Linked DNA regions of Homo sapiens: regions 1 and 3 are each linked to region 2. Evidence: chromatin loops called from intact Hi-C (ENCODE). Cell type or tissue: PC-3. All regions are shown on one strand.

The links. Hi-C counts contacts between places; a loop is a spot of excess contacts. Peaks named below come from ENCODE experiments on the same cell type or tissue, not always from the same donor. Only the 100,000 strongest peaks of a DNase experiment are listed, where the experiment ranks them.
Region 1: a loop joins it to region 2, with 4 times the contacts of the local background. A loop is called at or near these places in 4 of 110 quality-filtered maps.
Region 3: a loop joins it to region 2, with 2.7 times the contacts of the local background. A loop is called at or near these places in 73 of 110 quality-filtered maps.

Annotation. Positions count from the first base shown.
Region 1 is chr11:12,903,532-12,911,531 of GRCh38, reverse strand. The region is part of intron 10 of TEAD1 (TEA domain transcription factor 1); the gene reads right to left. It also overlaps the pseudogene LOC124900312. Among named protein-coding and RNA genes, the nearest start is that of TEAD1-AS1, 15 kb to the left of the region's middle. In PC-3, no CTCF peak of the experiment used is centred here; no DNase peak of the experiment used is centred here; H3K4me3 peaks cover 489 bases; H3K27ac peaks cover 1,320 bases.
Region 2 is chr11:12,960,111-12,968,110 of GRCh38, reverse strand. No RefSeq gene overlaps it. Among named protein-coding and RNA genes, the nearest start is that of LINC00958, 25 kb to the left of the region's middle. RefSeq lists a silencer at 3,763-3,822. In PC-3, CTCF peaks have their summits at 3,651, 3,869 (motif pointing left) and 6,272; a DNase peak (open chromatin) is centred at 3,860.
Region 3 is chr11:13,331,444-13,339,443 of GRCh38, reverse strand. All of the region lies in intron 3 of BMAL1 (basic helix-loop-helix ARNT like 1), which reads right to left. Among named protein-coding and RNA genes, the nearest start is that of BMAL1, 58 kb to the right of the region's middle. RefSeq lists an enhancer at 1,011-1,180 and a silencer at 5,488-5,782. In PC-3, CTCF peaks have their summits at 3,813 and 4,013 (motif pointing right); DNase peaks (open chromatin) are centred at 63, 843, 5,623, 6,593 and 1 weaker place; H3K4me3 peaks cover 2,355 bases; H3K27ac peaks cover 5,323 bases.

The DNA.
Region 1 (8,000 bases), 57 kb after region 2:
GATGAGACAGAAGTAGGGAGAAATGGAAAACTTATTGAGCTGAAAGGCCCCTCCTTCCTGATAGCAGTTCAAAACATGTGGAAAGCAAACGATTTCGTATTGTTAACTCCCTCTTCCATGAATAGCAACAGGACGTTTGGTTCCAAATGACAGACTCAGGTCTACAATTCCAATCTAAATCATGCAGAATACAATTAGAAACAAGCTGAGACTCCAATGGGGGTGGGGTCTGTTCTGCTGGGTTATTGTGCGCCCAGTTTCTTCTCTTTAAATAAAACCCAGTTTTATGTAGAGTGACTGTCATTTTGTTGAACAAATGTGATTTCATTTCTACCAAGACAAAAGCATCTTCTAATGGCTGTCCTCTTTCCAGGTAACTTGCTTCCCCTTTTTTTGTTTTATAAAATCTTCTCACATCTGCTATGGTTAGTAAAAGTAGGCTTGCTTTTTCTTCCTTTAAAAATAATAGGTTAAGAAAGTAAATTGGCCAGGCATGGTGGCTCACGCCTGTAATCCCAGCACTTTGGGAGGCCAAGGCGGGTGGATCACCTGAGGTCAGGAGTTCAAGACCAGCCTGGCCAACATGGCGAAACCCCATCTCTACCAAAAATACAAAAATTAGCTGGGCACAGTGGCAGGTGCCTGTAATCCCAGCTACTCGGGAGGCTGAGGCAGGAGAATCGCTTGAACCCGACAGGCAGAGGTTGCAGTGAGCCGAGACTGTGCCACTGCACTCCAGCCTGTGAGACAGAGCGAGACTCCATCTCAAAAAAAAAAAAAAAAAGCAAATTAAGTAACTATGTAGACAGTATTGTTTACACTGAATGATCATAATCCCAAGAATTTTAAAATACAAAACAATTTTAAATAAGTATAGGATAACATCATATATCCTGGTTTCTAAGATATGACTAATTTGATAATGATTAGAGTGAAAGCAGAAATATTAAATGTATATTTAAAAATTTGTTATAACCTGGCAACATGATACAAATCCGTAAGATTTCACTTTCATATTGCTTTCTTCTTTATTATTCCAATCAAAGTTTAAGACTAAGCCTTTACTGTACTAATTATTATTATGAATAGTTTTGGGTTATAATGTTTATGAATAGAATGTTAAAAGCATACAGCTTTCTTTAGAGCAGTGTTTCCAATCTTGACACCCTTGAACATTATTAGGACAGGAAATAGAATTCTGAGGCCCCTCCAAAGGTATTAGTCTCAATTGCATGTCTTATTTGGTTAAATCTGTAATTTTATTTCCTTCTGTAAACTTCATATAGCTAGAAATTAACTGCTTTTGACAGTCAGCTGTGAGCTACACTTGGGTTTTTGTCCTTCGGGATGCATGACTGAATCATACTCATGTCTTCTAGCTCTGGGAATTCAATCTATGATCAATTCCCAAGGCTGTTGACATTTTGTTACATTAATTGCACTGTCTGCCACGTCACTGGCAATCCATCTGCCTGAATCTCAATGCTGCAATGAAGCACAGCTTCATCCATTTGTGGGTGGACATCCCTCTTTCCTAGAGCCTACACAGCACCTGATCATGTTTTGTAAGGAAAAAAGAAGTATGACTAGCTGCCAGTACAAGTACTTGCCTCATTTATAAAAAATCTGGTTCCAAAACTCCTCTTGAACCATAATAACAATTTCAATGCCACATCAATGCGTAATTTTCCGAGATGGTTTAATTAGGGATTTAAATTTAAGCTAAAATTCAACTGCTATGGTACTATAAAGTGCAAATAACTCAACTAAGGTGTCCAGGGAATGGCAAGATGTCTTCTATGCTGGCCAGGGTCAGGTGATAATAACCAGTCACAACCTACTCCTCTGCCTAGGGGTGGAGAAGATGCTTTTTTGTTTAATTTTGCTTCAATTTCTGGGATACATGTGCAGAACGTGCTGGTTTGTTATATAGGTATACGTGTGCCATGGTGGTCTGTGGCACCTATTGACCTGTCCTCTAAGTTCCCTCCCCTCGCCCCCCACCCCGCAACAGGCCCTGGTATGTGATGTTCCCCTCCCTGTGTCCCTGTGTTCTCATTGTTCAACTCCCACTTATGAGTGAAAACACGTGGTGTTTGGTTTTCTGTTCCTGTGTTAGTTTGCTAACGATGATGGCTTCCAGCTTCATCCATGTCCCTGCAAAGGACATGATCTCATTCCTTTTTATGGCTGCATAGTATTCAATAATAGACTGGATATAAAGAAAATGTGGCAAAGTGCTTTGGATATCAACTGACAGAAGCATTCCAATTTTAGAACTGTTGAAATGGGAACAAGTCCATGTCTCAGAATTGAAGAAATATGGTATTTCAACCTTAATAGTAATCATTGTTTCTACAGAGAATGAGGAAGAATCGAAGACTTTTGAGTAGGAAGAAAAAATAAAAGCAGATGTAGAAGAACTCAAATAACAAGTGACAATAGAAGATTGTTTTTTGTTTTGTTTTAAATTGCACCAGTCAAGGCTGATGAAGATGCCTGGTCTATTCATGCATGGCCTGAGAGAGTAACTGCTACAACTATTTTAGAAAGCAACATGGTTATTTACACACATAACCATGTGTGTAAATCACACCACTGCACTTCAGCCTGGGCAGCAGAGCAACACTGTCTCAAAAAAAAAAAAACAGATAATTTGAAGTATACTGACATATAGCTAACATGATATTTCATAAGGTATAAAAGTGGAGTGTCAGATTTCACGTATTCCTTGATCAAAACTACATAAATATGTATCACATTAGGTTATATTCATGATGCATTTAGGACTGAATTAAAAATTATATATTCCCAACTGTCTAGAATGTTATACCTTCATAATCATAATATAAAAACAACACTGCTTTCTCCTAATGGTAGTTGCAGGATCTCACTAACTTGTCTAGTTAAGACTTAGACTCCAACCTGAATTTCCTGGTAATAGTTTATTCACCTTACGTTTTGTATTCTTTTATGTGATGGTCAGTCAGGTGCGGCCACAGAGCACAGGAGAAGTTCAGGAAAAAAATTTATTACACTCAAAGGTCCCCAAGACAGGAAGCATGGCAGGCCATCAAGGGCCACATGGAAAGATACTAGGGTGGTCAGGAGGCAGAAGACAAGAGGCCAGCTTAGACCAGAGCCTTTCCTGGGCTTTCCATGGGCAGGGCAGGGGAAACAGAATGACCAATTAAGGATTGACTAGTTCGAATAACTCCAGCTGGCTCTAAGCTTCAGAGGTGGTCCCTAGTTGTCTGGTACCATTCCAGGGAATGATTAGGGCAGAGGAACACTGTATCCTGGGGTGCCTGGACCACATAGAGGAGGTCTGGTTCTGGACTGGTTGGTTTGCATATGAAAAGCAGGCTCCTGGACTATCCTCTGTTAGACAGAATCATGTTCCTACTCTAAGAATTGGCTAGACCCAGAAAGGCCAGTCTTTTCCCAGCAAGAAAGGCTTTTTAAAAAAAATCAGAACATAATAATATACAGAACATATATATGAAAATACACCTTAGCTCCCATGTAAACACACCAGAGCATCTCATAATGACAGGACTTCAAAGAGAAACTACCAAGGCTGCTATCCTTCAGCAATCACCATTAGCTTCCATTTAAGTGAAGCTATGTTGGGATGGTTTCTAGTGACAGAACCGTGCTCCCTGAAGAGGCCATGCACAGGTTTACACAAAGAGCATGGATTCTGGAGTCTAGCAGATGTGGCATTTACTAGCAATATGATGTCACAGAAGTCACTTTGCCTTTGTATGGTTTGATTTCTTCATGTGTGAAGTGGGACTCATCACATGTATCTCACAAGGATTAAATAATATCAAGTATGTGCTTAGCCCTGGCACAGTGCCTGGCTTAAAGAAGGTACCAGTTAAGCGTCAGGTTCAGGTACTGCTGAAAAAGAGAGGAACCTCTTCCCTTCCCTTCCATTCCTGCAAAATCACCTTTTCTCTCTTTGTAATTAAATACGCTGTAGAATTAAAACACATAGGAGTAAATAAAAAGAGGGCAAAAGAAATAGAAAGGAAATGAGTAAGAGGCTGTCATGAAAAGGAAAATATAATAAAACTAGAAAAGGCAAAATGCAGAGTCTCTGTAACACTCAGTAAAAAGAATCCCATTACTCTGTTGACTGAAAAATTGTTAAAACACCGACTGCTCCCTACTGCTGTCACAACTAAATTCTGGATTCCTTCTCTTTCCAAATTTTTCTACTCACCTATCTTTCCATTACCAGTGAAGATTCAGCTGCAACACACCTCAATGCACCTGAAGCATACGTTACACACACCCTGTCTCAGTGCCTTTGCTTACCAGCCCCTCATCTAAGATGTCCCCTGTAATCTGTACCCCAATACTTGCAGACATAATGGCTGAAGGAGAAGAACCCCTAAGATCTTACTGGTGAGAATGTAAAATGGTACAACCACATAAAAAAGAAGTTTAGCAGTATCTTAAAATGTTAAACATAGAGTTACCGTAGGACCCAGCAATTCCACTCCTAGGTAGCTCCCCAAGAAAGATGAAACGGTATGTCCACACAGACTTGTCTACAAAGACTCGATAGCACCATTATTCATAATAGCCTGAAGTGGAAATGATCCACATGCCTATCAACCAGTGAATGAACAAAGCAAAATGTGGTATATACATTGGATGGGACACTAATTCTACAATAAAAAGGATGCACCTCAAATACAACAAAAGTAAAAGAAGCCAGCTGTGAAAAACAATACACTGAATGATTTCATTCATATGAAATGTCTAGAACAGGCAAATTGATCCAGACAGAAAGTAGATCCACAGTTGCCTGGGGCTGGGGGTGGAAATAAGAACTAACTACAAATGGGCACAGGAGATCCTCGCGGGGTGACAGACAAATTCCAACGCTGGATTTTAGTATGATTATGCAACTCTGTAAATTTTTCTAAAAATAATTAAATTGTACTTTTCTTTCTTTCTTTTTTTTTTTTTTTTTGAGAAGGAGTCTCACTCTGTCGCCCAGGCTAGAGTGCAGTGGCGTGATCTTTGGCTCACTGCAACCTCCGCCTCCCAGGTTCACGCCATTCTCCTGCCTCAGCCTCCCAAGTAGCTGGGACTAGAGGGGCCCGCCACCACACCCGGCTAATTTTTTGTATTTTTAGTAGGGATGGGGTTTCACCGTGTTAGCCAGGATGGTCTTGATCTCCTGACCTCATGATCTGCCCATCTCGGCCTCCCAAAGTGCTAGGATTACAGGTGTGAGCCACCACGCCAGGCCTAAATTGTACATTTAACATGAGTGATCTTTATAGTATATAAATTATACCTCAATAAGGCTCTTTAGAAAGATCTTAACAGATAAACAGCCATTCATACGGGCTTTAAGGGGTCCCACACCATGAAGGCATGAGACACTGTAAAGCTTATATGGTAGAGGGGTACTCATGCTGGCATCCTTGACTCTGTTATTCATTTATGCTCTGGGGCCTGGGATGCCAGTAGAATCTTCCACCCTAAAATCAGTGGAGTGACTACTACTTGGCTCATCACCATCCCATTCGCCTCCAAGTGTCAACTGGCAGAACTGAGGTGCCTGCATCTGGGGCTTAAATGCAGGTACTTTAGGTAACACATAGTATTCTTCCATAGCAAACCCCTCACGTGGTCTAGCCTGACCGAGCCCAGGTTGGACGTAGCAGATATTCTGAAAACCAAATTCAGGAACGATCAAATAAACAGGTAAGAGTCAGGCTGATACTGACAGCCTAGAGACTTTAGGCCATTTGAAAAAGAGAGAAGAAAAGGACTGGGTATAGAGTCTCTGTTGTAACAAAAATAAGCACATCTGCTAAGCATATTGCTAAAAGATATTTCGAAGGGAGTGTTAAACCTACTTCGGAAACACCCACTGGAAGCACCTACTGATATCCAAGGATAGATATTCTAAATGTAATTCATTCTTACTGAGTCATTAGAGGAAGCCAATGACATTTCAAATTGCAAACCGAATTTAAATTGCCTTCCCTCCTTTATTTTAACATAGTTATGACTGAATTTCTTTATAAAGGTTAAATATTCCTAACAACTCTACTGAAGGAGTGATGTTTTCTATCATATTCATGGAAGTTCTCCATTTTAATTCTGCAAATCTTAATAAACAAGTATCTGATCTCGGAGTAACTGTTTCTAAATTTGCACATCTCCCAACAGCTACCATACTCTAAACATCTGCAATCTAGACTTTGTTATTTGAGGATTCATGACTGAAGGGCCCCACCATGGAAAACATTTATTAAAATCATCCACTGGGTAAAATAAGGGCAATTTTGGAGGCAAAACCAAAAAAGACTTTCTAAGCGCACTCTATGCTACTTTATATTCAAACAATATGCTAATTATCAGAAACCTTATTTAAAAACACTACTGTTGAATTTGAAATTACTGAAAATGGTTTCTCTTCATAACATTCTATAATTCCGAATTAGCTTTTCATTCACTTGGATAAACAACCCCTTTTTACATCCTTTAAAATAGTGGCTCTCAAACTTTTTGATCACAGGACCCCTTTACACTCGTAAATAAATTATTGATGTACCAGACAGCCTGACCCTGACCTCAAGTAAATTCCCAGGAGACGCCTTTCCTGGGTTTTGAATTTGCCGTAACAGGTGTGAGCATTCTAGCAGCAGTTTGGTGATCATGTACGATACTGCAAACAGGACCAAATAAATTATTGAGGACCTCAAAGACCTTTTGCTTACTACAGGTTATATCTATATTTTCTGTACTGGAAATTAAAACTGAGCAAATTTTAAAATATTCATTCATTTTAAGAAATAATAAGCTAATTACATGTTGATATACATCTTTTTAAAAAAATTAAACATGCCTGTATTTTTAAAAAATTAGTGAGACAGGTAGTGCTGCTTTACATTATGTGACAGACTCCTCAGATAACAGTGGTCATTTTCCTTTGATACTATATCAAAAGTCAACAAGCAGTAGTAGTTTCTTAATGGTAGGCTGGAATATGGAGTCTGAAACCATATCAATGAATTTTTCCAACTCTGTTACATTAAAATCCATTGCTCTAACACAATATCAAATTACATTTTGTCAATATCATCGTGGATCTCATCAGAAAAGTCTTTAAGTACTGAGAAGTTCACTAAGGTAGGCACAAATTTCCCAGTATTCTAATTTTCATTTGAAAGCCCAAATTTTATCTTTGGCAACAAATAATGTCATTTGTTTTCCTTGATGTGATAAAACTTATGTGTTCACTTTCAATGTGTACTCTAGGTTGTAATAAAATTCATGAAGGACTTTTTTTTTCAACTGCATGAATTTTAGCAGCAAAGCCACTGCTCTGATTCATACTAAAGCAGTTCTATCCCACTGCTCTTGTACCATCAGTGTGAATATAAGCAGAATGGAAAAGGCAAATCATGTCTTTGTATTATAACAAAAATAGTTTTGACCTTGTCAACCCATTAAAATGATATCAAGGAACTCCCTAGGGGTTCGCAGGCCACATTTTGAAAGCTACCCTGTTACCATATAACTGATCTCCAACCACCATCCAAATTACTAGAAGGCAGCCACCAATTCAGAAAAGGAAAATGTGACTGTGATCGCTTTTTCAGGTTGTCCATGTGTATTACAGATCCAACATCCATTAATATAAGTAGAAGGCTACATCTACTATCCAAATTTCTTTTTTTTTGGAACAGGGTCTTGCTCTGTTACTCAGGCTGGAGTGCAGGGGCACAATCATAGCTCAGTGCAGCTTCGACCTCCTGGGCTCAAGCTATCCTCCCACCTCAGCCTCCTGAGTAGCTCAGACTACAGGTGTGCACCACCACGCCTGACTAATTTTGTATTTTTCGTAGACAGGGTTTCACTATTTGGCCCAGGCTGGTCTTAAACTCCTGAGCTCATGTAATACCCCTGCCTCAGCCTCCCAAAGTGCTGGAATTACAGGCGTGAGCCACTGTGCCTGGACT
Region 2 (8,000 bases):
GAAAAGGACTTCAAGTTTCCACTTGAAGGTGGCTCCTCATCCTGTTGGCAAAGTTCTGAGGAAGAAAAGGTATATATGGAATGCCACTTACTCCACTTTGGAGCTTCAAAGAGGGTGTGGGGAGGCAGAAGGAAAAGAGGCTGAAGGAGAAAGAGCAGGAAGGGAAGAGTCAAGGGTGAAGTGCTCAAGTTCTCCCATTCTGTGCTAAGAATAGCAGGCTCTCTTCAGGGGAAATTCAGTCCCTCTTCCCACCATGGACTTGACCTCATCAGGCTCTCCAGCCTGCCCCAGACCACCTACCGACAGGGACTCATGATGATAGTTTGAGAGTGAATACATTCAAGGCCCAACCCCAGTACTTTACATATCTCCCCTCCAAATCTAGAAACCAATGCCTTGGCTCCCTATGTTCCTACAACTTGGCTTTTTCTGCATAAATCCCCTTTCAAAGCTCTTGTCTTAGAGCCAGTTGATACTGATCGACACATATTTTAATTAAATTTGCATTTACCTATTGATTTTCATACCCAGTCTCATTCCAAAAAGGATTGGAGGCAGCTTCTAACATTTCAATGTGATAATCACTTTGATAAATCTGCCTTACCACCCCTGTTCACAAACACCTGTATCTACATCCACGAAATATAGATGATCTTCATAGTTTAATTGTAAAACAATACACAAAACACCTTTGAAACCTGGCTCCAAGTTTTAAAATAGGTGCATTGTACTTTGTATGCTAAGAAGTTTCAGACAGGATTGGGCGTCCTGGCCACAGAAATAGAGTCTTGTGGGAGACCCCCAGTTTGGATTCAGAGTTTGGGATGGCCAGAAGTATGACCACATTGATTTTCTTTCCTTGTTAGGTGTAGAGAAAAAGAGGTACACAGGTTGTGTTGAAGAGCAGAGTTTCGTCCAAACCAGGTGTTTGGAGCATTGGAGGAGGGAAATTTTCCTCCCTTCCAGGAGCCCCTCCAGCATCCCAGATCTTGCCAACTCAGACCCTTTCCCAGACAAACTTGCCTCTCATCCCTCAGGGAGTCAGTTGATCCCAGCTGGAACTGTAATCCTTTGCTAAAAGGCCTCTTGGCTGAAGCCCAGCTCAGCAGGGAAGGGTTCAGCTTTGTCCTTGGGGGGCTTCTGCAGGAGGTCCCATTCTTGGGGACTCTGACACTGTGGGAATCTGGCAGGTGCCCCTTCCCAGGTTCACAGAGGTTGCTTTGGGGGGTTGCAACAGGACTTGCTTCTCTGGTGTTTATCTCAGTGAAATTCAAGAAAGTCCATGTGCAGTTTCATCCTGGGATAAAGGAGGGTCTTCTCTTCCTACCAGCAACTCCAGGCAAGATACTCTCCTCAGCCCAAAGGGCTAAAGAGAAGGCAAAGGGAACAAAGGAAGGCCATTTTACTCATTGTTGTTGAACTTAAAATGTGTAATTATCTTCTGAAAACAGCTGAAGGGCTTATGTAAAGCATGACACAGGAGAAGGTATTTAAACATGAAACAAGGCAGCATCTTTTGCTGGAGCAGAATACCTGCTTTCCAAACTCCAGATCGACTTTGGAGGAGGAGAATAGCATGACAGCCTCCATGTGTGAGTCCTGTCAACACTTGGCATCCACCTTCCCATTCACTTTTCACAACACTGCATGGTAAACCATTTCACAGATAAAGAAATGGAGTCTCAGAGAACTGGAGTAAATTGCCCAAAGATGCACAGCTACTCAATAATAGAACCTGAATTTGAACCTGCTGGGTAATTCTAGAGCCCTCAGCCTTAGCCACTACACAGCGCTCCTTCCCATACTGTCACTACCCATAGTCGTTCAGCCATGCATTCCCTAGCCACTAAGGCAAAGCAAAAGATAATGGGCTCAATGAACCTCACCCCTCAGATGGGCTAAGTCACACGGCACTTTTGTTTTCATTGTGAATGCCCATCAGTGAGGCACATACTGCCTGTTACAGCAGATCTGCTTCGTGCATTTGTAAGTTTTGCCTGACCCTGGTGTGCATTTGAGTTTGCGATTCCAGGACTACAACATTTCTAATAGGAAAAATGTCAGCTCTGTCTTATTCTGATATTGACATGCTTTGGGGATGCCTTAGGAGGCTAGGAAGCCTTCTAAGTAGCTTCTGAATTTAACACATTTCTATAGAACTGTTACAAGCTGGTTGGGAATGTGGAAGCATGCTCACCAAAGACGGTTTTCATTAGGCTCAAATCAATGATGAGCTTTTCCTGAGAACTTGAGGCTTTAGGAGAGAGTAGCATGGGCCGTTGGATTATTATAACAACAACAACAAAAAGATTTTAATACATTTTTCTCTCATTGTTTTGCCTGATGACAGATGCAATCCCAGATCACAGGCATTTGGTGCATGAGAGCTTTTCTGTTTACAGGTGTCCACTGTGCCTTGGAGAGGGCTGGGGCACCGCCCTAGGGATTGTTATTTCAGACAAGAACTTCACCCTACAAAGTAAAGGCAAGACAAAATGTCATTGTCCCTTTTATGCATCACAGAGGCACATTGGACTTGTAGAAGGAGCATACCTTTTAGACACTAGGTGGACTAGGTAAAACCTGGATTTGAATCCAGCTTTTTCTACTTCACAGTTGTATGACCTAGGACAAGTTACATCAAGTACATTTTTGAGTCCAGTTTCCTCATCAGGGAAATGCAGATAAAAATACAGACTTTGTTAAGGTACCGTAAGGATTAGAGGTGATATATGGAAGACCCCATGCAGGGAAGACCCCCTGGAAGACTCTTTGTAGTTGATCTAGATATTATCAGGAGCAGCGTGGGACATGCGGCACTGCACATGCTGGCCACTAGCTTGCACAGCAGGTCCTCAAATAATGTCATGTTTTTGTTTTTGTTTTTCTGAGACAGGGTCTTGCTCTGTCACCCAGGCTGGAGTGCAGTGACACAATGCTGGCTCAACCTCCTGGGCTCAAGAGATCCTTCCACCTCGGCCTCCTGAGTAGCTGGGATCACAGGTACACACCACCATGCCCAGCTAATTTTTAAATTTTTTGTGGAGATGGGGGTCTCACTGCGTTGCCCAGCCTACACCATTTCATTAGAACATGGATAAGAAAAAAAAAATCCATGCCTTCTGGGGCCACACTCTGTGTGGAGTCTGTACTCTCTCTCCATGTCTGCATAGGTTTTCTCCAGGCACTACCACTTCCTCCCACATCCCAGCGATGTGCACATTAGGAGAACTGGTGTGTCTACATGGTCCCAGTCGGAGCGAGCGTGGGTGTGGGTGAGTGCGCCCTGTGAGGGAATGGCATCCTATCCAGGGCTGGGTCCCACCTTGTGCCCTGAGCTGCCAGGAGGGGCTTCGAGCACTCATTACCCTGAACTGGAATTACTAAGTAAATAATGATCTTGTTTTTATTCATCAAATGCATGTATAGCTCACATTTATTTCAGTGTTTAGTATTAGAAGTGTTTTGAGTCTTTACCTAGAAGTTTGCTGATGTTTTTGTGACCTGAAATATACTGTAGGAACTCAACTCTAGTTTATAGCCATTAGCCTGTAGTAAAATTGGTTTCCCTTTAAGTTGTAGTTCCGAGAACCTAAGGACAACGTTAACTTACTGTACTGTCAAGGTCAAAGGAACTGCTCTGTTTCAGAATGGATGGTTGGACTCCACAAGGGCAGAAAATGCCACACAGCACATCACCTGAAGTGGTGCTCAGAGTGTCGGGTTTCTGGTTTTCAATTATTAAAAACACGCAAACAACTAATACCACCCTCCTCCCACCCCTCTCACCCCACGTGGATAAAGCCAGGTTCAAACCCCTGGGTCGTCCTGGGTGAGGAGCCCTCAAATGGCAGTTTGCTGCCCTCTGCTGTCCATATCGAGAAGTCCTGGGGGGGATGCTTTGGGCAGCACCGCCAGCCTTAACAATCCAAGGAGCTTGGGCGCCCAAGAGGGAGGGAGTACCAGGAAAAGCCACATAGTCGGAGGGGTCTGGCGAAAAAATGAAAATGTGGGACAACTTCTTAAAAACAGTGAGAGTTTCAAGACAGCGAACAGAGTATTAAGCTAAGCTGTGGACATTTGTGAGGGTGGGGCCTGTGCCACTATCTCCCACACTCTGAAGCTGGCCTCATTATTCCCTGCTCCTGACATTGCACGTCAGGGCTATGACAGAGTCTCAGTGGTTCCTGAAGAGTCTAAGTTTAGGAGAATATGTGGGGAGAGGAGTTGCAGGTAAGGTTCTCCCTAATATGCCAGGCTGAGGGGAATCAGTTTCTCTTGGCTATAATGTAGTGGTACTGAAAGTCTAATTTTTTTTTTTTTTGAGACAGAGTCTTGCTCTGTCACCAGGTTGGAGTGCAGTGGCGCAATCTCGGCTCACTGCAAGCTCCACCTCCCAGGTTCACGCCATTCTCCTGCCTCAGCCTCCCAAGTAGCTGGGACCACAGGCGCCCACCACCACGCCCGGCTAATTTTTTTGTATTTTTAGTAGAGACAGGGTTTCACCGTGTTAGCTAGGATGGTCTCGATCTCCTGACCTCGTGATCCGCCTGCCTTGGCCTCCCAAAGTGCTGGGATTATAGGCGTGAGCCACCGCGCCGGGCCAAAAGTCTAATCTTTTTTCCACTTCCTTGCTATTGGAGTTTGAGAAAGAAAAAAACAAAAAAACAAACAAACAAAAAAACAGGACTCCTTGTCCCAGCCTTGGGAACCAATTCAGACTCAGGGAGTCAGACAGATGGAGATTAAAATATCACCTGCATTACAGAACAGACTACTCTGGAGGACAGAGCTTGGCAATGATGAGCATGCTAAAATGCACTCCCCAGTTCCACCAGGAGAGATCCACGCAAATGAGAGTGTGGGCCGACTGCTGTCACCCACTAGTTAGCTAACTCAGCACACTTCCATCGGGAGGATTAAGGAGCAGAGCAAGACGCCAGGAGGATTTAGAGAAAAAGCCCTCTGTGTGGAAACCAGAGCAGTGGGGGGCCAGTGTCCCCCCGATATTATTCAGGGGCTAACTAGGAAGATAGACACCACTCCAAGTAGTTACAACAAAGGGAATCTGATGCAGGGAATTGGTGGAGGTGCTGGGAAGAGAAATCCCAAGATTCTCAGGAATACAAAGTCACTGCCATTCTTAGGATGAAGGAGTGAAGGGGTAAGGTGCTGTTCCCAGATCCCCCAGCCAGATCACTGGCAGGAGCCAGAACCTGTGAGGGTCCCTCTGGCAGGAGCTGGAGCTATGAAGGAAAAAGAGCCACTGCTGGATATGCCACCTGAGATGGAGAGAGACGGGATGAGACCCTAACTTCTCCCTTCTTCCCACCCTGTTTCCTACCAGAACCTTCCACTGGCCACTCAGCGAAAGGCAGCTGATTCAGCACCTGGAGAAGACCGGCAACAGGGCTGAGTTTCCTTGCACTGCAGAGGAGGGGAGAGGCAAGGAGTGGACATGAGCACGGAGGATCCAGGGCACTCCCTTGATGGTGATGCCCTCGAAGGGCTGCCCCGTGCCCATTGTACAGAATGTGGATTCCACCCCACGCCATGAGAGCTCTCGCGCAGGCCCAGACCACTTTATAAGCCATATTTCCCACCAATTCCTGTTTCTGGATCTGTCAGGTTATTTCATATTTCTAGGCCCTTAGCTTTGCTTCCTCTTCCCTGAACGCCCTTTGCCCACATCATCCCAGCTCTCCTTCTCCTCCTGCCTTCTGTCTTCTCTTCCTCTCATTTCTTGTCACCCAGGCTGGAGTCCAGTGGCGTGATCACGGCTCACTACAGCCTTGAACTCCCGGGCTCAGGTGATCCTCCCACCTGAGCCTCCCGAGTAGCTGGGACTACAGATGCACACCACCATGCCAGCTAATTTTTAAAACTGTTTTTAGGGATGGGGTCATCTTCCTGTGTTGCCCAGGCTTGTCTCAAACTCCTGGGCTCAAGTGATCCTCTCACCTCAGCCTTCCAAAGTGCTGGGATTACAGGCATGAGCCACAACATCCAGCCCCTTTTCTCTTTTCTTACCCTTCTTTCCTATTTTCTTTTCCATTTTCTTTCCCTCCCTTCTTCTTTCTTTCCTAACTATTAAGGAGTAGATTGAATTCAAGGTCTTTATGTGTGTCAGTTTTTGTTTTCCAACAAATATTTCTTAAAAACCAACCATTGAAACGTAATGGTAACCACTGGCCCCTGTCTCCACCTCCACACCTAAGAAGCCCCAAATCCAGATGTGTCCATTAAAATCAGTCCAGATCTTCTTTACCAAGCCACTAGATGTCATATTAATTTCACAGCAGAATAGGGAAGCCCATGCCGGAGCTGAAAACCTGCAACAACAAAAAAGCATCTAAATACTGCAAAAAAAAAAAAAAAAAAGAGGGAGAGAGGCATCTTAATATTTGTCCTTAACACATCATACCAGACTTCTGCTTCCAGGAATGACTGGATGTGGTTTTTCTAGGTGGACATAATACAAAATGCAGCTACCTGAAAACAATGGAAAGTGGACAGAGCAGGCAGATTCTGGTGGGAAGTCCACGCAATAAAGAAAAGATGTTACAGGAAGTGAGCGCCCATTTTTGCTGTTTTTAGCTTGGAGGCAGGTGCAGCCATTGTGCAAACCAGGTGTGGTGCTGGTGGAAAAACAGCCATCTTTTTGGACTATGAAAATGGAAGGTTGAGTTCAGGGCAACTATAACTGCCAAAAGAGAGAAGAAAGAGTTCTGGAAGAGAAAGAGCCAAAGAGGGAATTCCCAAATTCTTTCTGCTCCTGTCTGTGGCTGATCCCAAACCACGGACACACACAGCAAAAACAAAAGCATCTCAGCCAGAGACAAAAGAGTCTAAAAGAGACTGGACCTGCCACCTGAGAAACAGAGTTTGAAGTTAGAGTTCAATCACAAAAAAATGCCTGCTAAAACAAAATAAACAAAACCTATTAGAGAAAAGGTGTTCTCTTATCAGAATGTAGGGCCTCCACAACTTAACGTTTATAATGTGTACAATCCAAACTTATTCGACATATGAAGAACTGGAAAAGTGGGACCCATTCTCAAGGGAAAAGATAGCGGAGATTCACTCCAAGATGACCCAGATGTTGGAATTATCCACCAAGGATTTTAAAGCTACTATTATAACTGTTCTCATGCTATAAAATCCACTATTTAGATCATACTTAATTGTGAAGAAATGAATTCTTTCCTCCTAAGATTAGAAACAAGGACGGCATGAATACCCACTTTCACTACTAACACTGAATTTTGTACGAAGGTCCCAGTCAGTTCAATATTTTTAAAAAGATTTTAAAAAAAGCAATAAAAGGCATACATATTGGAAAGGGAAAAGTAAACTGTCTAAATTTGCAGATGACAAGGTCATATAATGGTTTAAAAAAAGCTACTAGAACAATATGTGAGTTTACCAAGGTTAAAGGATACAAGGTCAATATGCCAAAGTCAAGTGAATTTCTATATATTTGCAATGAACAATTCAAAATGGAGTTTTAAAACATTTTTATTTATGATAGTCTCCAAAATACTTTTTAAGAAAGAAAATGACAGAAGCAACCCAAGTGTCTACTGATGGATAATTAAATTATAGTATATAAATACAATGGGGCCGGGTGCAGTGGTTCATGCCTGTAAACCCAGCACTTTGGGAGGCTGAGGTGGGAGGATCACTCGAGCCCAGGAGTTCAAGACCAGCCTGGGCAACATGGTGAAACCCCATCTCTAGAAAAAGTACAACAATTAGCTGAGCATGGTGGTGCACACCTATGGTCCTAGCTACTAGGAGGCTGAGGTGGGAGATCACCGGAGCACAGGAGGTTGAGGCTGCAGTGAGCTGTGATTGTGCCACTGCACTCCAGCCTGGGTGACAGAGCAAGACCCTGTCTCAAACACATATATACATACATATGTGGAATACAATGGAATATTTACTTAAAAAAGAAAGAAAATTCCGACAACATGGATGGACCTTGAAGATATTATGTT
Region 3 (8,000 bases), 370 kb before region 2:
TGTGTGTGTGTGTAAAAGCAGGGCAGGAAGCTGAGTTAGGAGACGGCTACAACAGTCCGGGGAAGAGATGCTATGACTCAGCCCTCTGTATTAGGTGTGGGGGTGATGAGAAGCAGCTGGATTCTAGACATATTTCCAGGGGCTGTGCTGATCAATGGGATGTGAGGTGTAAGAGGAGTCAGTCTGAGTGGCCACGGCAGGGTGACAAAAAGTCAACTCTTGCTATGTTCTGAGAAGTTGATTCTTGGTATGCTCTAAAGGAAAAGCCAATGGGTTTCCTGACGGTCTAGACATGGGGGTGACTCCCAGTCCATGAACTGCACAAAGGCCCCCAGCCAAGGGGGCAGCTAGGGCTGCAAAGCCACTTGCCAGGTACATGCCCCATGTGACAGCTGGAGGAAGAGGTCCCTGTACACCATCCACCCATCCAGGGAGGAGCTGCTGGTTTGGGACATGTTCAGTGTGGGATGCCTATGAGATGTCTAGGTGACACCACAGGCCCTGTTGCTGTGAGTGGAGGTGAAACAGAGCAGTCACCTGCCACCCCCACAACTCTGAACACTGACCACGTCCCGTTTACTGAGCATCAAACACGTGCCTAGGATGGTTCCTGCCCTGACGTGTCTCCTTTGGTCCTCGTAACGACCTTTTGGGGGAGGCATCGACATCACATAGAAGATGACACTGAGGCTCAGAGAGGTATGGCAACTTGTCCAAGATCACACAGCTGAGAAGGGCTAGAGCAGGGACTGGAACCCAGATATGCCCACCTCCAGGCTGGGACTCTGCACATGCTCTATTGCTTCAGTGACTCAGCAAATAAAAGCAACAGCTCTGTCCCAAGTAGGAGAAAGAGGGCAGGGCAGGCTCATACCCATCCCTCCTCCCACCTACGGGGCAAGGATATCAAAAACCAGTAACAAGGACATGAATAACCAATGGGCTGGGGGAATGGCACATCTGTTCAATGGGTTAACTAAAAGTTAGCCAGGTGATCCTTTCTGTTTAAACGTGAACAACTGAAAACCTTTCTAAAATGCACTTGTCCATTTGCCTGGCAAGTGCACTTGGAGGAAGATGATGTAATCTATAACGAGTCTCGGGATCTTCCCAGCCCTAGATCTAAAATGTTCGTCTGAATGTATCCTGCCTGACCCCAGAAATAACTCTACAAATTCCTCTTAATGAAAATGAAATCGGCTTGTTTTTTTTCCTTCATTTGTCTCCTTCTGGCAAGAAGAATTTAAAAAAAAAACCCACAAACTTCAGTGATTTCAGTTTCATTTTTCTGAGCTTTGGATATAGTGAGTATCATGTGTCTGTGGGTCTGAACAGGCATGAGTCGTACAGCTCAAGGTCATTTTTCTGAGAAAATACTCAGTGCAGGAATCACAACAAAAATAACAACACAAAAACTATTGGCAGAAACCACACACCAGGCTTTTTTTTCATGCTAGTCAGTGTTGTTTCGTTTAGTTCTCAAAGAAGAACTAATTAATTGTGAGAGGGGTCAGATAAATTGCCTGAAATCCCTCAGCTCACAAGTAGGAAAGCCAGGGTTCAAACCCAGCTCTGTCTGACTCCAAAGCTCTGTGACAACTGAAGCAATACTACCTTTTCTGAGTTAAAACAAAACAAAATCTCTTATAAATCAATAAAAAGGCAAATACCTCAGTGGAAAACTAAGCAGAGACTATGAATAGGAAACCCCAAAAGATGAAACACAAAGACCAGTAAGTATACAAAAACATGCTCAATCTCATAACCGTCAAAATTTAATAGATAATATGCCACTTTCACTGCTCATATTAGCAAAGATTCTATTTAAAGATAATACCAGTATTAGTGAAGATGTGGTAAATGGGCAGGTCAGTACACTGTATATCTGAATATAAACTGATATATCTTTTGACAAAGTAATTTCATGCCTAAATTAAATTTTATGTTTAAGAACATCATCTCTTACATAGTACTCTTTTAATAGATATGCACTGGCATCTGTTAATATATCAATAGATATAAATAGATATACATTTAATAAATTTTCATTTAATTAGTATTCATTAGTGAACTGATATACATTGATATACATTGGTGAAAAAGGGTACAAACGTATATACACAATATTTCCCAGTCTTCTTATGTGTCTATAGAAAAAAGACAAAAAAAAATTCACCAGAATATTAAGACATCTCCAACTGGTGAGATGGGTCAGTTTTGTTTTAACGTTATAATTTCTCAATTTTCCATCTTTTTCTATATTGGACATGAATTATTTATATAATAAAATTTCATAAACACAGAAAGGACTGAAAGGAAACAAACCAAAATGCTGATAGTAGCTATCTTTGTGGGCTGAGATAATGGGTAGTGATTTTCATCTTTCAATTTCTCTACCTGTTTCAAACTTTCTCTTATGAGGTTGTGTTACTTTGAACTAAGCAGAACTATAAAACTTAGTAGTAAGTATTCAGATTTTCTGTAACTATATCAATATCATAGAAAAGATTTCAACTAGTTTCCAGATAGGAGTAACAAAGGACAGGGAAATCACACACCAGCTACCCTAGATGAAAGCCTTGGGAAATTTCCAACAGCGAGTGTTAAGGGACCAAAAGCTTACTGCCAGCCCACACATGACCACCAAGGCAGCATCTGACACTGGCACATTCACAGTTCGTGTTTGCCTTTTAGGTGTCGTGTTCAGTTCTGAACGCCTGGCTATCCATGGCATCAACCCAACAGGCACACAACACTGCTGCTCAGTACAGTCAGTGCTGGGCAGCATATTCCCTAGTGACGGTTGCTCTCTCCTGGGGATCCTCCTGGATGTCAGACCCTCGTGGTCCAACTGGAGAGCCCTCAGGTTTCAGGACAGGTAGAGGCCCAGGCTTGAGGCAGGAAGCTTCTGGTAGACTGACTTCAACCCACCCAACTTGGCCTACAAGTTGCCCCCACGAGAAGCCTCATTACCTCCTTGACTTTCCCTTGGACCTGCCCACAGCTCCCAGAGTCAGTCTGACTCAGGCCGAGGTGCAGGCAGAGGCCACAAAACAATCAAAACAAACTTAGTAAAGAGTGGGGAGCCTGGCTGGCTTTTCTTTCTTTAAAAGTCTATATGGGGACGCTTTTAAATATATATATGCACAGGTGGGAGGAGTGAAAAAAATAGAGATTGCAAAAATGAAAAAATATGACAATGGAAACTGTTTCAGGCTCTTTTAGGATCATATACTTTCTAAAAGGGACAGGGGAAACATCAAAACACCTCATTTCTCTGACAATGAATGCAGTTAAAAATTTGGACTTCTACTACATATCCTTATGTAAAAGGACATTTCTAGGAGCTATGAAACCATTTCTTTTCATTTAAAGTCTGTCTTAGGATTTTTCTAGCTAATTTGTAAGCATGTGCATGCATGCACGCACACACACTCTCTCTCTCTTGCTCTTTCATATTGTCAAAAATGCAATAAAAATATTTTAAATATGTCTTTAGCTCTCTTGAAATCTGTAAGTAATATAACCTTACAACACTTATAATTCCAAAAATAATCAATATAATGCCCTAACTGTAATACAAAGAAGAAAGGAAATATAGTTAAAAATAAGACAACATGTAAATCAATATGTAAGTATTGGGGCACCGCTACACCAGAAAACATCATGAAAGATATATGAAATGCTTGCACCTATTCATAACAAATAGGTAAATCTTATATACTTGGTAGCTGTGTTCGCAGAAAATTCAGTATATATTAAAAACATGCAAAAATTATTTGTGTTTATGTGTTAATTGGAGTCAGACTCTAGGCCCAGATAATTTTAAGCAGGGTTTTGCCCACAAGAATGCACTGAGCATTAGGCAGCTATGCAGATGTTGGGCAATCTTTTGTTCCCCAAGCATTATATCTAGCACCCCTGCCTTCCCCTCTTCCCCCAGTAAAAGCCTCGTCTGGGTCACTGTGACATCCAGATCACCCACACACATTCCCACGATGTCCTATAGGGGGCGCGAAGTACCCATTCAGAACCAGTAGCATTTCTACAGACAAAAAGAGGCAGAGAGGTTAGCTATTTACCCAAAACAACAGACAAAACCCAACAGCAGACAGGACTAGAATAAGAGAAGGAATAGACAGCGGAGGAAGAAGGAAGTTATTATTCTCATATTTATGTTTCTTCACTGCTAGACATCATGCCAAGGACTGTTATGTCCATGCAGAATCTCATCTAATCCTCCTGTCAATCTTCCAGGTTAGTAGTATTATCATCCCCATTTTTCAGATAAAGATATTACCTTTCAGGGAGGTGAGGTAACTCTCATAGCCCTATTTTTGGTAGAACCAGATTTTATCCAGTGCTTTTTACATTGCTTCAAGCTGCTCCCCTCCAGGTCTCTGAGTCGATGCCCGAGGGTCCCTCACTTTGCTGCTTAAATCTCTGGAAAATAGTGACCGGAATGCGTGCTATCTGGAAAGCAACTCACAAAGAGAAAGATGGTTCAATCCCAGCATCTCAGCCCTTCTGGCCCTGTCAGTGTATGGCTGTGGCCAGAAAAGCCCAGGCATCCCAGAGCACAGGAAGCAAAGACTCTGGATGAAGTCATGGGCCATCTTTCTCTAGACTCCTGGAAGAGCCTGGCTAGAGGCACCAGGGATCATTTCAGGAGAATGTGTATTTGGCACCTACATCCCAGTTTTGGATGGTAGGTGGTCATCACATCCTTCCACCCCCGTAACTGCTGGAGTTGTTCTCTGAGACTGAATATTGGATTAGGCACTTGAAGAGATGACCCAGTTTTGCAATTCTTAGGTACCTCTCTCCTTCTACTTTCTGGCCATAAAACCATGACTAAGCACTTTAAACAAGAAACCTATTGCTCAGGCACCATGTTCAGGAAAAAAAAAAAAAACATCAAGAGCCCTGTATTTGTCACCTTGATCTAAAGCTACCATTTTATGAACCCTGTGGGGCCTGGCAGAGCTACAGGATGAACCCATTTGTTGGGGACAGTGCAGATGCCTCTGCCCTGCAGTCTGTTCTGTCAAAACAAACTCTGAAGGTTTCACAGAAAATGGTTCAACTAAGGCTCCTGTCTAATGATTTCTTGCAAAATAAGTTAAAGCAGGGCCAGCCCAAGTCTAGTGCACCATGGGCTTATTTTTGGCACTATGCAGGAAAGGCTGTAAGATAGTCTTGCACCACAACTAAGAGCACGGGCTCTGGAGTCACACTGCCTAGCCCCAAATCTCTGCTCTGCTGCTTGACTGCATGGCTCGGGACAAGATGTGAGCCCTCGTTCCTTAGTTGCCTCATTGGTAAAATGAGGATGATGACAGGGCTCACCTCATATGGTGATTTTGAGTCATAAATAAGACAATTCACGTACGGAGCTTAGAACAGTGCCTGGCCCATGGCAAGCACTCTCTGGATACATGTTACCTTTACTGGGATTAATACTGACTGCCATGCCATAGAAAGAATGGCTGAAGGCACTGGAGAACATAAACCTTGTGGAGGGAGATAGAGTGGGTGGAGAGGGAAAGGATGTGGGTCCATGAGCACTACCTTCAAACTTCTAAGCTGGAATTGTGCCATGCCTACCGACCTTTGTTCTGTGTTGCCACAAAAAGCAGAACTAGGTCACTAAGGAAACACTGCCAAAAGGCAGATCTGCGGTCAGAATAAAGGAGGATTTTTAAGAGCCAAAGATGTCCATAAAGCAGGAGCAGGATGCCTGGTGCGGAGATGTCCGACTGGGGCTAGGGAACTGCCTGTCATGGGCAGCCACTGCGCAGATGGGATCCTCCTGCACTGGCGGGTGGTTAGAGGAAGTGACCCCTTATGCCCCTGCCCACTGGACCATTCTGTCACTTTGAAAATGAGTAAATAAGTGCTGATAGCCAGGGTGTGGCTGATCAGCCCGAAGGAAGGAGGATGGACTTTGCACCAGTCTTAACATACACAACCTTCAAAACTTTTACTTAATGCTCTCAGAACCACATCTGGTGGTGGCAGTGGTGACAGGAATGACCAGTAATGGCTCAAAGAACCAAAAGTGTTTCTGGAACACCTGCTGGTGCCAGACAATAATTCAGGGAATGTGTAAAATGACAGGGCTGTGACAACAAGCTATCAACATTTTCTTACTCTGGACGATTTAAAGACAGTATTGGCCGGGCGCAGTGGATCACGCCTGTAATCCCAGCACTTTGGGAGGCCGAGGTGAGCAGATCACCCGAGGTCAGGAGTTCGAGACCAGCCTGGCCAACATGGCAAAACCCCGTCTCTACTAAAAATCCAAAAATTAGCTGGGTGTGGTGGCATGTACCTGTAATCCCAGCTACTTGGGAGACTGAGGCAGGAGAATCACTTGAACCCAGCAGGCAGAGGCTGCAATGAGCTGAGATCACGCCACTGCACTCCAGCCTGGGCGACAGACTGAGACTCTCTCTCTCAAAGAAAAAAAAAAAAAAAAGACAGTATCGATGACTAATGCCATTACCTGGGGGCACACAATATAGAGTGATCAAGTCTGCCAACTCCATGGGCTATGACCGTGACAGGAAGCCTGGGGTCATTCCAGTTCGCAGGCTACTTCCCAGACTCCTCTCAGGCAAAGGTTTTAGTGTTCTTCAGCACCTCCTTACCACCGACCCACCCACACAACCCCTTGACCTGGATCTTACTCAAGTCAGTCTCCTGGCCGAGTCACACACAGGAAAAGTTGCTAGAACACAGTGAAATGTTCAAGAGCAAGAAATAAGAGAGAGAAAGAGGAGAATCTGCCTTTTGAAAATTGGTTCAGAGCTGGGGCAGCCTCCATCATGAAATAGTGTTAACTTTATTAACTACAGAAATAATTTTAAAACTAGAAACTATTTTACCAACAAGAAAAATTGCTAGCTTGTACTGAAATTATAATCCAGATCCAAGAAAAAAATGAAATTTCCAAACTAAAGCTCATCAGCCATTTTCCAAGTATTTCCTGTGCACTTGTTACTGCAAATTTATATGTTCTCAACTCTGAGAACTCGAAAGCAGGTAAGTGGCTGTAGGTATCAAAGATTAGGAAAAACAAATATGTGTAGGTGACCTTGGGGACATTCTGTGTACAAACTAATTGTTTGCTATCTGACAACACCTGGCACCATGTTTGAGAACCACTGTCCAGTCTGGCTAGGAACTCCCTGGGCAGGAAGATCAACCATCTCTTCTCAGAAAGAATGGATTCAATAACCCAAGGGCTTCAGCTTTGGATCCCAGCTGCTGGATCTGCCCACAGCCCTGATTCCTCCCTCCCCACCTCTGACCTTCTCTGTAGTAGGTGGTTCACATCCTAGCATGTCACTGTCTTTTACTCTCTGGTTGGTTGTCTGTCTGTAGCCAAATCCTAGTACGTCTTCCTCATCCGTAATCACTCCCCGTCGCTTGTTCCTCTCCATGCTAGCCGCTACAGCCTTAGTTTAGGCCCAGACCAACCCCGCCCGGCCTCTTCGCATCCTCTAAAACCGCTGGCCTTTGGTATCCCAACAGGTGACTTCTCCAGAGGCTTTCACAGTTTGCCCTCCCTAGCAAAGTTTTCCCTACGTCCCTCTGCCCCTTCCAGCCTCAGAAAGAGAAGTAACTCCCCAAAGCCCACTCCGGCTTAGGCACTGTGCCTGACATGCAGCCCAGGGCAAGAAAGAGATAGAGGTTCACCACACAGGCTGGCACCAGTCCACTGATATTGGCTACCAGAATGCTACTCAAAGATACAGAGGCTCAGAAAAAACCCACCATGATCAGTTATTATTCTTCTACCAGGGGTGGGGCCAGAGCATTGGGAACATAGCACTCATGCCACCCACTTGCTTTCCCAGAAAAGGGCAGGGTACTCCAGGGAACTTGGGATTGCCTGTCTCTGGCCTGTGCCCTGGTCCTATGCTCCCTTTCGTATTCCTATGAAATCACCTCAACAATCCATTCCCAGGGCTCCTCCAAAGTTGCAATACTTA